3 separate regions of the Homo sapiens genome follow, and all the other regions are linked to region 2. Evidence: chromatin contacts called from ENCODE Hi-C or POLR2A ChIA-PET data. All regions are on one chromosome and are shown on one strand. Each heading gives the region's core, a stretch centred on a gene start or an enhancer-like site at or near the end of the contact. The rest is flanking DNA. Distances are from core to core; before and after follow the strand shown. Region 1 overlaps GNA12 (G protein subunit alpha 12). Region 2 overlaps CARD11 (caspase recruitment domain family member 11). Region 3 overlaps GNA12 (G protein subunit alpha 12).

Region 1 (4,542 bases), core at 746-3,245, 240 kb after region 2:
GTGCCTGCCTGACGGTGCTGACGGAGTTCTGAGCGGCAGCAAGCCGAGCGTGTGTCTTTCTCCCACCGGAGGTGTGGGTGACAGGTGCTTCCAGAAACTGCTGAAGGCTGCAGGCCTCTGCAGAAAGGCGGTCTCCTCATGGGCGTGTGTCGGCCTAGGTCCTGCCCAGTGTCACGACATCACATCTGCCCGGCTGTGCCCAATACAGGTGCACAGGCCCCATATCAACCTGCTGCTGCTGCTTGAAACAGACAACCCCTCTTTCACTGCCACCAGCCCCTGCTCAGGTTCATCCCTTCTGTTGCTCGTGAGAGGACAGACACATTCGTGGGACAGTTGAGGCAGGGGACAGGCCCCTGTCAGGTGTGTGCTCAGTGGCCGCTGGCCCCAGCCTAATGAAATTCATTTCATTTAATCCGCAAGTCCAAGTTTGTGTTAATCTTGAGTGGTGTAGGTTTTTCACACCAAGGAGAGTCCCGAGAGCCCACTTTGGATCCACTCGTGTTTCTAGATCGTGTGACCGCAGCAGCCGTTGAGAGGACTCTGGGCTCGTCTTGGCAGGCACAGTGCCTCTTTATAAACCCACCAAGCGGTTAATTTCATGTGGACATCTCAGTTTCTGCCACATGCATTTTCTCTAAAGAAATGACTGAATTCTCTTAGTGTTGAAAATGCATGGGATTGTAAACCTGGCCCTTTTAATGAGCTGCTGCTGTAAGACTTGAGGAGTCCGTCGCAAACGATCGTCCCGTGGGCTGCGTGCCCAATCAGCAGGTGCATTGTCCAGTCTCTGTTGGTGAACCGCAGTGCACCAAACCTCAGGGACAGCAAGAGTGCGGATGTGAGTGACAGCGTTCTGGATCACACAGGGTTGCTCTGTGTCCCCTTCTTCCCTCCCCTCCAGCCCCCATTAGAGAGCTTGTGGCACAGTCCCTGGCACCTTACAGTTCAGTGGCAGCTTTCCCACGGACCCCCTGGGCTGTTTCTCGAGATGAGGCCGCCCTGACATGAAACTAGATTTGACTCCTCTCCTCCGCCACTCATGCAAGATGACCGAGAGTCACAGATAAGTTTTCCTGCATTCCAAGTAGTGATACAAATGCTGTGATGAGTTAAATGAGCCATCCTCATTCAGTCATCGTGGAGAAAGCAGCAGTGAGTGTTTGCTGTGTTGTGAAGTGCAGCTGGGGGACTGATTGCAGACTCGAGGGGTGTTTAGACTCACACCGAGGGAAACGTCCCTCCTGTTTTCTGCTTCCCATCGAGCTTGTCCTGATTGTGCCCTCTGTGGTGCTTTTCCCCTTGCGTCCGTACTATCTGGGCGGAGCACGTGTGTCCAGGGCTTTGTGTCCTGTGGTGATAAGAGCACTGGCTGGGGCATCTGTGCCACTGTGACTCTCCATGCCTGACCCAGCTAGAACCCTGCAGGAGAACTGCCTCTGCTTCCTTCGTGCCTGGTGCCACCACCTGCCTAGAAACGGGCAAGGGTGGCTTGGGCTGTGAGCTGCTGCTACTCTCAGCTCCCTGGGGGAGCCCGTGGCCACAGGAGAGGGAGGGACAGTATGCTGATGCTTCTTGGGCTTGCGTGGCACCTCCCGAGGCCCAGGGGAGGGCAGGAGAGCAGGAGGAGGCAGGAGAGAGAGGCGCTGAGGAAGGAACTTGTCGTAAATCAGGGAGTGAGTGCACCCAACGGCTTCTCCCAGCTGCTTCCTGTCAGGGTGTGGAAGGAGGCATGATGTGCAGAGGACCGGGGGGACTTGGCACAGCCACGGGAAGGCGGCTGCCCCACCGGCCTCACGCTGGCTTCCCACATCACGGGGGCTTGGCGAGGAAGGGAGAGAGCAGGCACGAGAGGTCAGTCGTGCCGGGCCCTTGGGGTACGTTCACCCTGGCACTCCCGATGCCTTCCCTACTGCAGAGCTGGGCCTCTGCCTGGGGCTCTAGAGAGCCGGTGGTCACGAGGTGCACGTGCTCGCCCCGTCCTGCCACAGAGGAGGAGGATGTGTGCTCGCTCAACACAGGCAGTGCTGGGATGGGGAGACGTGTGTTTCTGTCCCCTCAAACAAAACACTCACTTTGAAAACATCCAGAGGCCTTCGTTCTAAAGTAGGAAGGTGGGCTCCTCCCTGAAGGAGCTTCCTCTCTGCTTTCTCCCCTCAGTCTGTCTGGGACAGAGGAGGAAGAGATAGACTGAGCAGGTGCTGGCCGCCTTTCTCCATCCCTTACAACGCCACGAGCTTCAGCGCCATCACGTAGTCCATTCTGATGGCCTTCTCTCCTTAAAATTCTCCTGCGTCAGCTCGCCACATGTGTATGACCTTGCCCCTGTACATTTCCATGAGAACACAGAAAGTGACTGCTCTTCCCACAAGCCCTGATGTCAGGGCAGCCTGGAAGCCTTGACCCCGCCTGCTGGTGTCTGTCTTTAGAGCAGGGTTCAAAGTGGAATCTTATAGAAAGTGGTATAATTGGTTTTTAATACGCTACCTTTGAAGGGACTCATTGCGTGCCTGTTCATATGCGGGCTGCTCTGTGGTCGGTGGTTGCGCTCTCCCGGCTCCTCCCGTGCCCCGTGTGTGCCTCGCATTTGGCGGCTCAGCGCTTCCTGAAACGGGGTCCTGGGTGATTCCGCAGGGCCCTTCGCACTATGGAACACGTCTCAGATTGTATCGATGATTGGTCCAGGCAGGAGAAGACTGGCCATCATTCCACCACAACAATCCAAATGGAAGATTCCCCTGTGTTTGCTACTATAAATCAGGTCATAAAAATGTGGGAAGGAATAATGGACTCTTTCTAGAAACTGGAAGATGTTTTGCTAGATGCTCCTTTTCGTCAGGATGTTTTGTCTTTAAGGACAATGTCTTGGGTCCCTTAGGCCATCTTCGACAGAAGCAAGACTGTACCCAGGAGCCAAAATCTAAAATCCTATTCTAGCCTGTCCTTTGCTGGCCGCATGGCCAGGAGTGGGCCAGCCTTCATGTCTGGAAAGAGAGTCCCCCATCAGAGGGGCCTGCATCGCACCACACACCAAAACCCAGCAGCGAAAATTGAAAAACAGCCAGAATTTGAACCTTGGGGTTGGAGCTAAAGAACCTGCATTAAACATTTTCTTTAATGGTAGTTTTTTTATTTTAGAAAACACACGGACACTCTCTGCCTTTTTCCTTTGCTTTCCCATTCACACGGAGGCGAAATGCCACTGCTCTTACCCTGTTCAGTTCTTGTATTTGCCACATCAGGATTCCTCAGTCCAGACTGAGCTGTGAATATTCTTCCTTCCTGACAGGGGGAGTCGGTGAAGTACTTCCTGGACAACTTGGACCGGATCGGCCAGCTGGTGAGTAAGCACGCCCGCCCGAAGAAGCTGGGCTCCAGGGTTAGAAAACGTGTCCAGAGACCAAAGCAGTCCACGTTGTGAGGACTTTGGCTGGACTGACAGGCCGAGCTTGTTCTGTCACATTACCACGAATAGTACTGTAATGGCACGCTCTCACTTGGATCTGGGCCCCGTCTCAGTGGGGAGGGGAGGAAACTGCCTTTGCCCAGATCACCATAAAGGAGACAGACAGAGGAGTTCATGAGTGAAAGGAGGACTTCCTTTATCTCATGGAAAATTCAAACATACTCAAAAACAAATAGTCTAATGAAACCCCAGGCATGGCAGTTATCACTGATTACCAGTCTTGTTTCAGCAGCCCTCCCCCGGCCTCCGGGAGCAAATGCAGAGAATATTTTAGAGTGTACCTCAAAAAGACAAGACGAAAAATGACAACCGCAGTACCGTATGGCTCCTGAAAAATTGGCAGTAATTCCGTAATGTCAACCTAGTCAGTTTAGAGATTTTCCCTGTTGTCTCATTAATGTTTTCATGTTGATTTTGCTTTGTTTTAGCAGAGTTTGAATCAACAACCTAATAAGGTCATGCATTGCCATTGGTCAGGATCACTTAAGTGTTAATCTGTATGTCTCTCCTTTTTTTCTTTCAACTTGTTTATTGGAGTAACTGGATTATTTATCCTGTAGGGTTTCTTACCATGTGGACTTTGCTCTTCCACCCCTGCAGTGTTATTGAAGATGTTTCTCTGTCCCCTGCACACCCCGTGGGTGGTAGTCAGACCTCTAGATCGAGGCATGATCATGTCCGTGTTTGGTGTTTTGGCAAGAAGCTGCCTGAGTGGTGTGTGCACTCATCACGGGAGGTGTTTTGTTGGTTTTTTGTTCTGTTTTGTTTTTCGATTTTTTGAGACAGGGTCTCACTCTGTCACCCAGGCTGGAGTACAGTGGCACGATCGTAACTCATTGTAGCCTCAACCTCCTAGGTTCAAATGATCCTCCTGTCTCGGCCTCCCAAGTAGCTGGGACTATAGCATGAGGCACCACGCCCAGCTAATGTTTTTACTTCTTGTAAATATGGGGTTTTACTATGTTGCCCAGGCTGTTCTTGAACTTCTGGGCTCAAGGTATTCCTCCCACTTCCCAAAGCACCAGGATTATAGGTGTGAGCCACCGTGCCTGGCCTGGAGGATTATTAATAGTGCA
Region 2 (4,560 bases), core at 1,664-4,163:
TATTCTTGTGATTGGTATAGGCTGGGAAATAGGGAGGAAGCCTGCTAAGATAGTAGACTTGGGTGCTGTTGCACACAGGGCCAGGGCCAGGAAGCAATGGCCGAGAAACTGGTGTTTGCTTGTATAGGAGCGGAGGGGACGTTGACAGCTTTGGGGAAGGAATTGATCGCCTGCATCCACAGGTCGCTGGGGTGGGCGGTGTTCATGCATTGCCTCCATTCATTCCCACAACTCTGGTTGCCCTCCATTCTCTGGTAAAGACACGATGTTCCAGCCATGATGTTCCAGTCCAAAGTACTTTGGGCTCCACACCCACTAACAAACTTCAAAGAGACAGAGGGGAAAAGGGTATGCATCATGGGATGCACGCTCATAGAAGAGTGTTCCCTGGAATGTCCAAGGCCCCGCACTTCTGCTGGCCAGTCTTCCTCCTCTGTGGAATTCAGAGGCAGAGGAGGCCAGAGAGGTCCCCTGGGTGAGGTCTGGCGTGGCCCGGGGCCCAGCGGTGAGAGCAGAGCAGAGGTGCGAACAGTGACTGACGACGCCGGGTTCCTGCCCTTGCCTCCCTGCCCCACCGCCCTCCTGGCCCTGATGACAGACGCACCCTGTTCCCTGCAGTTTCTGCCTGCCCTGCACGGCCTGGGTCCCTTTCTGCTCTCCGAGCCTCCCCACTCCCATGAATGGAAAGTCACCCACAGATTCTGCTCGGAACAAAAAAAAAAAAAGAGGGAAGTAAGGCAGCCCACCCCCAGTCCCCACTTCTGCCCCCGCTAAAAATAGAGGCAGCATCTGAGTGGGGCGTCGGTGTAGGCTTCCGGGGGAGGTGGCTGCTCTCCCACAGCCTTGGTGTTTTCTGGGGAATCAACAGGAGGAGAGAGAATTTGAGAGGAACACGAGGAACCCCCAGGACCCAGCTGGCTCACAACCGCGTGAGTACGTTTCCCAACTGGCCGGTCCCGTGACTGAGGCCCGCGGGTGCAGCGCTGGTGAAGCCCTGTCCCTGGGGGGCTGCCATGGGACCCCCTCTCCCCAGCACCTGGCCCCCTTGTCCTGTCCGTGCCCATGTGTTTTCATGGCTTCATGCACACCTCTTTGCATCTCCTAATTTCCTAAACCAGATGTGGAGTCTCAGCAGCAGGTGCTGGGGCGACTGTCTCATGCCGTGGCTTGGATTGCACAGAGCTCCATGGATCCAGCCCGTAGACGCTCTCCATACATGCCCGGTGACCCACACAGGCCAGGATGCTCCCGTTGTCATGTGGCACTGGGTCTTATTTTCTTCTGACTGGGACAGTGCCAGGGGCCGGGGAGTGGGGCTCAGTGCGCAGAGTGTGTCTCAAGGCCTGAGTTGCCCGTGGCCCCCAGCTGGGTGGAGAGGAAGTGTGTACAGGGTCTGTTTCCAAAACGTGGGGCCTTGCAGCCTGGCCCTCCCCAGGTCTGGGAAGGGTTCGTGTTCCCCACCCCTCAACCCCGCAAGCACCTTCCAGACGGTTCCTCTGGGATCTCTTGAGATTGCAAATGCTAAGAAATGAGGCTGTGGCTCGCTGGTGTCCACCGGGGCACCAAAGGCCCAGCCCCTGCCCACAAACACCGGAGGACAAACCAGGCGACTGTGGGACAAGGAGCTTCCCAAAGAGACAGTAGGACTGGGGACCCCAAAGGGGAAGTTCCCCTCCCCCCGGGATCCCTGAAAGGGATCCGAGTAGATTCCTCAATTCCTGGTGAAACACTCGGGAATTTCTTAAGTCCTGCGGGCTTGAAGACCCTCGGCAGCCCCTTGGTAACTTTTGCTTGCAAGAGACTACAGCCTTTTTGGGGCTTCGCTGACTTAAGTGGTTTGAAAGCATCAGCTGGTCCTCAGAGACCTCCTTTAAAATGCAAAACAGAATAATAGGCTCTTAGTGTCTCTAGTTCACATACCGCGTAACGTCCGTCTGACAGCCCTGAGTGCAGAGATTTCGGGGTGACCCCCAGCCGTCACTGCCCGGCAGGTGGAGCCCCACCTGCAATATGCTCCTGTCACCTTAAATCCTGGCTTCCTAAGTGGGCTCCTTCATAGCTCCCTGCACACAGGGAAGAAGAGACAGATGATCAGAGAGCAGCCAGTTACCCCCTCTTCGATGCTAAGGAAACGCATTCTTAACAACCTCATGTCCATACTGATCGACCGTTTCTGGGTGCAGTTTTCACAGGTGCCTTATTTCATTATTGGTGATTGTATCATTTGGCACAAACGTAAGAAAGACTTCCCTGTTTGCATCTCATTTGTCGTCTTGCAGTTACACGGCGGGAGGGTACAGATGATCTCTGAGCCTGCAGAATCCCAGGGTCTTCTCACTGTTGCTGGGGAGCGTATTTCCGTCACCACTGTGGTGGGGGAGGCAGAAACCACTGGAAAAACGTGGCCTCATGTTTGCTGGTCTTGGATTGTAGTAGATAAAGTGCAAAGAAATGGCCACCCCAGGCTCCAAGCCCGACAAATTTATCTAAAGACGTTTTTACACAATAGAGGCATTAACAGAGAGGGTGGGGGCACACCACGAGAGTCTGCCCCCTTAGAAGAAGAAAAATCGGTGCATTTCGAGATGTGTTTGGCTCCTCTTACCTTGCACGGATAGGCGGAAAGTGTGAGTCTGAGTATTTGTAAGTTTCAAGATCACTGATGGGCTGGAAACAGGTGAGCCGGCCTCCGGGAAATTACCCAAGTTCTTCAGCAAGTTGCCTGCAGTCCTGGGAGCTCTCAGGAGAAGGGGCGTGACCAGAGCTGGTTGCAGCACCCCCACCCCCTGGCCGGACCGCCCTCTCGCTTTCTCAGCCTGCACCCGGTGCCCGCGCCACCCCCACCGTCTCCTCCCTCCGAGTTGCCGTTCTTCATTTCTCTTTCCTTTTCTCAGCTCTGCACCTGTGGGTACAACGTAAAACCCTGAGTTCTTGTTCCCTTTTCTGTCACAAGGCCTCTGTCCCGCCGTCCCCTCTTCTCCCACTCACCTCACCCTCTTTCTCCACCTCTGCTTCTATCTTGTCCTTTCCTTGACCCTGCCTCCTGTAAGTGCAGATCACAATGTCAGGAGATGGAGACCATCCTGGCCAACACGGTGAAACCCCGTCTCTACTAAAAATACAAAAATTAGGGCACGGTGGCGGGTGCCTGTAATCTCAGCTACTCAGGAGGCTGAGGCAGCAGAATCGCTTGAGCCCAGGAGGCAGAGGTTTTAGTGAGCCAAGATCGCGCCACTGCACTCCAGCCTGGCGACAGAGTGAGACTCTGTCTCAGAAAAAAAAAAAAAAGGCCAGGCACGGTGGCTTACGCCTGTAATCCCACCACTTTGGGAGGCCGAGGCAGGTGGATCGCGAGATCAGGAGATTGAGACCATCCTGGCTAACACGGTGAAACTCCGTCTCTACTAAAAATACAAAAAAATTAGCCAGGCATGGTGGTGCACGCCTGTAATCCCAGCTACTTGGGAGGCTGAGGCGAGAGAATCGCTTGAACCCGGGAGGCAGAGGTTGCAGTGAGCCAAGATCACGCCATTGCACTCCAGCCTGGCAACAGAGTGAGATCCATCTCAAAAAAAAAAAAGGCATTCCTGCAATTCCCACGTGGACTGTTGCCTCCCATGACAAGCACACGGCCTCCCTACAGCGCTCAAGTCCCAGCTTCCCCACAACCTGTCTCATCCCTTGGTGTCCCCTCCCCAAGACTGGGAAGTCTCAGGTCTTCACCAGAGATGATCAGAGCTTCCTGCCCAGGCTGTCTGGGGCTTGGAGTCACTGAGGGTTTGGGGCCTAGCCCCTGCTCACCTCGGCTCAAAAAATTGTAGCTGTTTTTATTTTAGTTTAGTTTATTTTTGAGACAGGGTCTTCCTCTGTCACCCAGGCTAGAGTGCAATGGTGTGATCATAGCTCACTGCAGCCTCAAACTCCTGGGTCAAGCAATCCTCCTGCCTCAGTCTCCTGAGTAGCTGAGACTACAGACATACCCCACCACGCCTGCCTAATCTTTTTATTTTTTTGCCCAGATGGGGTCTTGCTATGTTGCCCAGACTGGTCTCAGACTCCTGGGCTCAAGTAATCCTCCTGCCTCAGCCTCCCAAAGTGCTGGGACTACAGGTGTGAGCCACTGCACCCAGCCTGTTGCTATTTATTTATTGAGGTAAGATTCATATAACATAAAAGTCACCATTTTAAAATCAATAACCTGGTGGCGTCTAGTACATTCATAGTGCTATGTAACAACCACCTCTATCCAGCCCCAGGACAGTTTCATCACCCCAAAAGGAAACCTCATCCCCATTAATACCCACCCCCTCCTCCATCCCTGCCTCCCCCCAGTCCCTGGTACCCACGAACCTGCCTTCTGAATCTATGGATTTGCCTATTCTGGGCGTTTCATCTAAATGGCATCTTATGATGTGTGGCCTTTTGTGTCTGGCTTCTTTCACTGAGCTTAGTGTCTGCAAGGCTCATCTGTGCCACAGCAAGCAGCAATGCTTCTTCGTGCCTTTGTATGGATGAATAATATTCCATTCTATGGATAAGATGTCTTTTTTTTTTTTTTTT
Region 3 (4,479 bases), core at 1,108-3,607, 220 kb after region 2:
CTGCCTGTAGAAGGAAATGGAGATGGATTTGGAGGGTGGAGGTTGGGAAGGTTTAAAGGGACAGTGACAGGTCTGTCCTGCTTGAGGGATGTGTGTGGAAAGTCTTCACAGGCTCTGGTGCAGTGCTCGTCAGGGACGCCCTGATGTGACGTGGTGCCATAGTCATCTTAGGTCTTTGGAATGAAGAATAGGCTCTGCCCAGAAGGAAGTGAAGCCACGGTGTTGATTTGACAGGCAGAAGGGCCTGGGTGGTTCTCAGGTGCTTACCACAGCGTCCGGGAAAGACCACTGACATTGATTGCTTTGATCTCCTGGGTGATTGGCAGTGAGCCAGTTCAGATCCTCTGACTTGGTGTCCCCCTGGTGTACTGGTAAGGCATTCTATTGAGTCGAGCCTGTGCAGAACACAGCAGGTTGTGGACCTAGGGAGGCAGCGCTGCTGGGAGGCGAGCCTGAGCAGCTCGTGCTGGGGTGTGCCCTCCTGCCTGGACTCTGCACGCGTTGGGTGTGTCTTCAATCTCCACTCCTTCCCCAGGCAGAGGCGGGCGATGGGAAGAAAGCACGTCCATCACGTGGGGCTCTCTTTGTCCACACATCCAAGCTACACATTGCCAACAGAGGCCTTGGAGCTCTTGACCTTCAGTTCCTCAACCTTGACATCCTAGTGTTTTCATATTTTAAAAAATACTTTTAAAACTGAGTGTTCCTGTCATTTTTATGCATTTGTGGTCATGTGACAAAGCCACTGGTGGCTTCCAGCCTACACAGCCTGCTTGGCAGGAGCAGGTGGCAGAAAGCAGGGAGCGGAGCTTTTCAAAGGACCTCAGCTGGCCGTGGGGCTCTGAGACGGGGGCGGACAATCGCATTGGACGGCATCTGCACCCGTTGCAGAAACTGCCTGGAGGGAGCGGCCCAGCCCTAAGGACAGTTTTTTTCATGGCCTTCAGTCTGTGTTTTTTCTCTTTTGCTCTTTTTAAAATTCTGAAGTGTATACATCTCTCTCCTATCCTGTATGACTACAGAAGAGGGTCTGAAAAAATAGGCACAGCGTGAAACAGCATGAACAAACACCTCTGAACCTGCCACTCAGATGAAAAACATCAACAGTAATTCATAAACCCCATGTGAGCCACTACCGCCACCCCAGCGTCACCACTATTCTAGTATTTGGCTAATTATTCCTTTCCTTTTACTTGTCTTTTTACCACCTATTCCTAAACAGTAGTAACTTACCACTTGGGCATGTTATTTAACCACTTTGTCTCAGTCTTCCCATCTGTCACATGGACAGAACAGTAATAACACACCGTGAGTATTGTGAGAATGAAGGTGATATGGGGGAGGCCCTTAGAACAGTGCAGGCACATAGGAAGTGCAAGGTAGGTGTGAGTTCTTACAGCTAGCGCTTTGTTTCCTTTTGCCTGTGTTTTAACTTCATGTAAATAAGGACAGTATAACCATTTTATGACTTATTTCTTCAGCGTTATATTTTGAGATCCATCATGGGGTTTTTATTTTTATTTTATTTATTTATTTATTTATTTATTTATTTATTTATTTATTTATTTATTTTGAGACAGTGTTTTGCTCTGTGGCCCAGGGCTGAGTGCAATGGTGTAATCTCGGCTCATTGCAACCTCCGCCCCCTGGGTTCAAGTGATTCTCCTGCCTCAGCCTCCCCAGTAGCTGGGATTACAGGCGCCCACCACCACGCCCCGCTAGTTTTTGTATTTTTAGTAGAGACGGTGTTTCACCATATCAGGAGGCTGGTCTCGAACTCCTGACCTCAGGTGATCCACCTCGGCCTCCCAGAGCGCTGGGATTATAGGCATGAGCCACCGCGCCCAGCAGAGACCCATCATGTTGATACATGCGGTGATAACCCTCTCATATCCATTCTTCTGTGGTGTTCTATTAGATGAGTAAACTGCACTTGATTATCCACTGAACCAGAGGTGGGCACTGGTGGCTTCCAGCCTAGGGCTGTGACTCTGCTGTTAGGGGCACGCTGCTACACAGGCACCAACCTCTCTAGCACAGGGGTTCCTCCAAGTGTGCTGTGGGGGCCCCCGAGACCCTTTCAGGGGTTCCCCCAGGTTCCTTGAAAGGCTCCCCTGATTAGATCAGGCCCACCAAGATCACCTCCCTTTGGCTTAGCTGAAAGTCGCCCAATCACAGGAGATACGTTCCATCACACTCCAGCTTCCTCCCACGCTGCAGGGGAAGAAATTGCACAGGGCGTGTGTCATTGAGGCTCGTCTTAGAACCCTGACAGCACAGAACACATGAAACTGCTGAGACACTGTCTGCCCTTTACACCCTCTTTCATGTGCAAGCCTGCATTGGAGCTTTTCAGAGGCCACACGACGTATGAGGATGTCATCACTTGGATGGCGAATGAGATAAGTGTTTGCAGAGCCTTGTTTTCTTAAAGTGCTAGGATTACAGTGTGAGCCACTGCACCCGGCCCTAAAGCCTTGTTTTCTTAAAAGCTCTGAGTTTTCATTTCTAATACTGTAAGCATCGATAGTTGGGGAGATGTTGAGTTTTTGGGTTTTTGTCTTTGTTTAAGAATAGGATAGTAAAAATAGAGGGGCTTTCCATAAAGAGCCTGAAGCAACAGCTGCTGACTCATCCTGTTGGTTTTGAGTTAGGGAGTGACTCATCCCCAAGCAAGAGGTTTTCCAGACATTTATTAGGTCTGTAGAGCTTGTGTTCTGTGTTAACCAGGCAGCTACATTTGCAGGGGGAGGGAAGAATCATTCCTTATTATTGCTATTCTGATGTGGGGACAGCGAACAGGAGTCAGAGAACCACTAAGCTATTAAAGGAAAAAATATTTAAGCTGCCATTTAAAAAGTCAGGTTTGAAAAAACACATGTCTTCATTGACTCAGCAAGCGTTCAGTACGTACTAAGTGCAAGAGGTCCCTGGGGCTGAGAATGTGCAGGGAAGATGACATTTTCCTTTATGCTTCATGGTTATTTTGCCCTAAGAAGTACTAAAGGTTTTTTGTTGCTGGATGAAAAGATTACCACCAATTAGCAACTTAAAACGGCACAGATGTAATGATCTCCCAATGTGCTTGGGTCAGCAGCCTGGGCATCCAGAGTTCGCCACGTGCTCTGCTCGGAACCTCGCAGGCTGGTGCACCTGGCCGCGTTCCCATCTAAGGCTTGTCATCCTTTTTCAAGCTCACTGGTACTGGCAGAGTTCATTTCCTTGCAGTCCTCTGACTGATGTCCCATTTTCTTACTAGCTGGCAGCTCCTAGGGGTGCCCTCACTTCCTTGCCACGTGGCTCCTCCTCATAACACGGCTGTGTGCTTTCTTCTAGGTCAGCAGGAGAGCACCTCTTTTAAAAGGCCCACCTGACATGGCGAAACCCTGTCTCTACTAAAACTACAAAAAATTAGCCGGGCATGGTGGCGGGCGCTGCGGTCCCAGCTACTTGGGAGGCTGAGGCAGGAGAATGGCGTGAACCCGGGAGGCAGAGCTTGCAGTGAGCCAAGATCGTGCCACTACACTCCAGCCTGGGTGACAGAGCAAGACTCCGTCTCAAAAAAAAAAAAAAAAAAAAAAAAGGCCCACCTGATTAGATCGGGCCTGCCAAGGTCACCTCCTTTTTTCCCCCGCCTTGGGACAGAGTATCGCTCTGTTGCCCAGACTGGAGTGCCACTGGCACAATCACGGTTCACTGCAGCCTCGAACTCCCCAGCTCAAGAGAACCTTCCACTTCAGCCTCCTGAGTAGCTGGAACTACAGGCATGTGCCACCACACCCGGCTACTTTTTAAATTTTTAATAGAGATGAGGTCTCACTGTGTTACCCAGACCAACCTCAAATGGCCTGGGCTCAAGGGATCCTCCCACCTTGGCATGAGCCACCATACCTGGCCCAAGAGCACCTCCTCTTTGACTAACTTAAAGTAACCAAATCACAAAAGTGATGTTCCATCATATTCTCAGGTCCCTTCCACACTCCAGGGAAAGACAGGGGCGTCTGTCATCGAGGCTCATCTTAGAATTCTGACAGCACAGAAATCTTTTCCTAACCCAAGATCACACAGATCCTCTCCTATGTTTTTGTTTGTTTGTTTGTTTGTTTGAGACAGGGTCTCACTCAGGCTGTAGTGCAGTGGCACGATTGTGGCTCACTGCAGCCTCGACCTCCCGGGCTCAAGAGATCTTCCTGCCTCAGCCTCCTGAGTAGCTGGGACTATAGGCGTGTGCCACCACACCTGACTAATTTTTAAAAATTTTTTGCAGAGATGAGGTCTCACTCTATTGCCCAGGCTGGTCTTGAACTCGTAGGATTATAAATGTGAGCCACCATACCTGACATCCTATGTTTTTTTCAGTCTAGTTTTAGTGATCCAGTTTGAATTAGATTTATATAGGACATAGTTAGAATCAATGTCCTTTTTTGATTTTCTGATCCTCCAAATGAGAGTTTTTTTTAAGTTATGTGCAGATCACCA

Evidence for each region. A loop is a pair of places that touch in the nucleus more often than their neighbours do. ChIA-PET counts read pairs that join two places held with the same protein, here RNA polymerase II (POLR2A). Pooled maps may share reads with other maps.
Region 1: a loop to region 2 is called in a map with no recorded cell type, with 3 times the contacts of the local background. The contact joins two enhancer-like sites. A Hi-C loop is called at or near these places in 3 of 37 single-sample maps with no recorded cell type and 4 of 50 pooled maps.
Region 3: a loop to region 2 is called in a pooled map, with 10 times the contacts of the local background. The contact joins two enhancer-like sites. A Hi-C loop is called at or near these places in 2 of 37 single-sample maps with no recorded cell type and 8 of 50 pooled maps. POLR2A ChIA-PET finds 5 or more read pairs at or near these places in 1 of 52 experiments (activated CD4-positive, alpha-beta T cell).

Annotation. Positions count from the first base shown.
Region 1 is chr7:2,732,249-2,736,790 of GRCh38, reverse strand. It overlaps GNA12 (G protein subunit alpha 12), which reads left to right. Exons shown (of 4, transcript NM_007353.3): 3 at 3,290-3,340. It also overlaps a transcript of AMZ1 not described here. Among named protein-coding and RNA genes, the nearest start is that of AMZ1, 46 kb to the right of the region's middle. RefSeq lists an enhancer at 2,065-3,052. Within about 2 kb of position 1,995, at least 27 of the 41 ENCODE cell types and tissues checked have a DNase peak (open chromatin) inside an H3K27ac peak, as active enhancers do.
Region 2 is chr7:2,976,889-2,981,448 of GRCh38, reverse strand. All of the region lies in intron 1 of CARD11 (caspase recruitment domain family member 11), which reads left to right. Among named protein-coding and RNA genes, the nearest start is that of CARD11-AS1, 35 kb to the right of the region's middle. RefSeq lists enhancers at 521-1,250, 1,166-1,255, 1,251-1,982 and a silencer at 2,716-2,805. Within about 2 kb of position 2,913, at least 6 of the 41 ENCODE cell types and tissues checked have a DNase peak (open chromatin) inside an H3K27ac peak, as active enhancers do.
Region 3 is chr7:2,756,234-2,760,712 of GRCh38, reverse strand. All of the region lies in intron 2 of GNA12 (G protein subunit alpha 12), which reads left to right. It also overlaps a transcript of AMZ1 not described here. Among named protein-coding and RNA genes, the nearest start is that of AMZ1, 70 kb to the right of the region's middle. RefSeq lists an enhancer at 2,436-2,725. Within about 2 kb of position 2,357, at least 37 of the 41 ENCODE cell types and tissues checked have a DNase peak (open chromatin) inside an H3K27ac peak, as active enhancers do.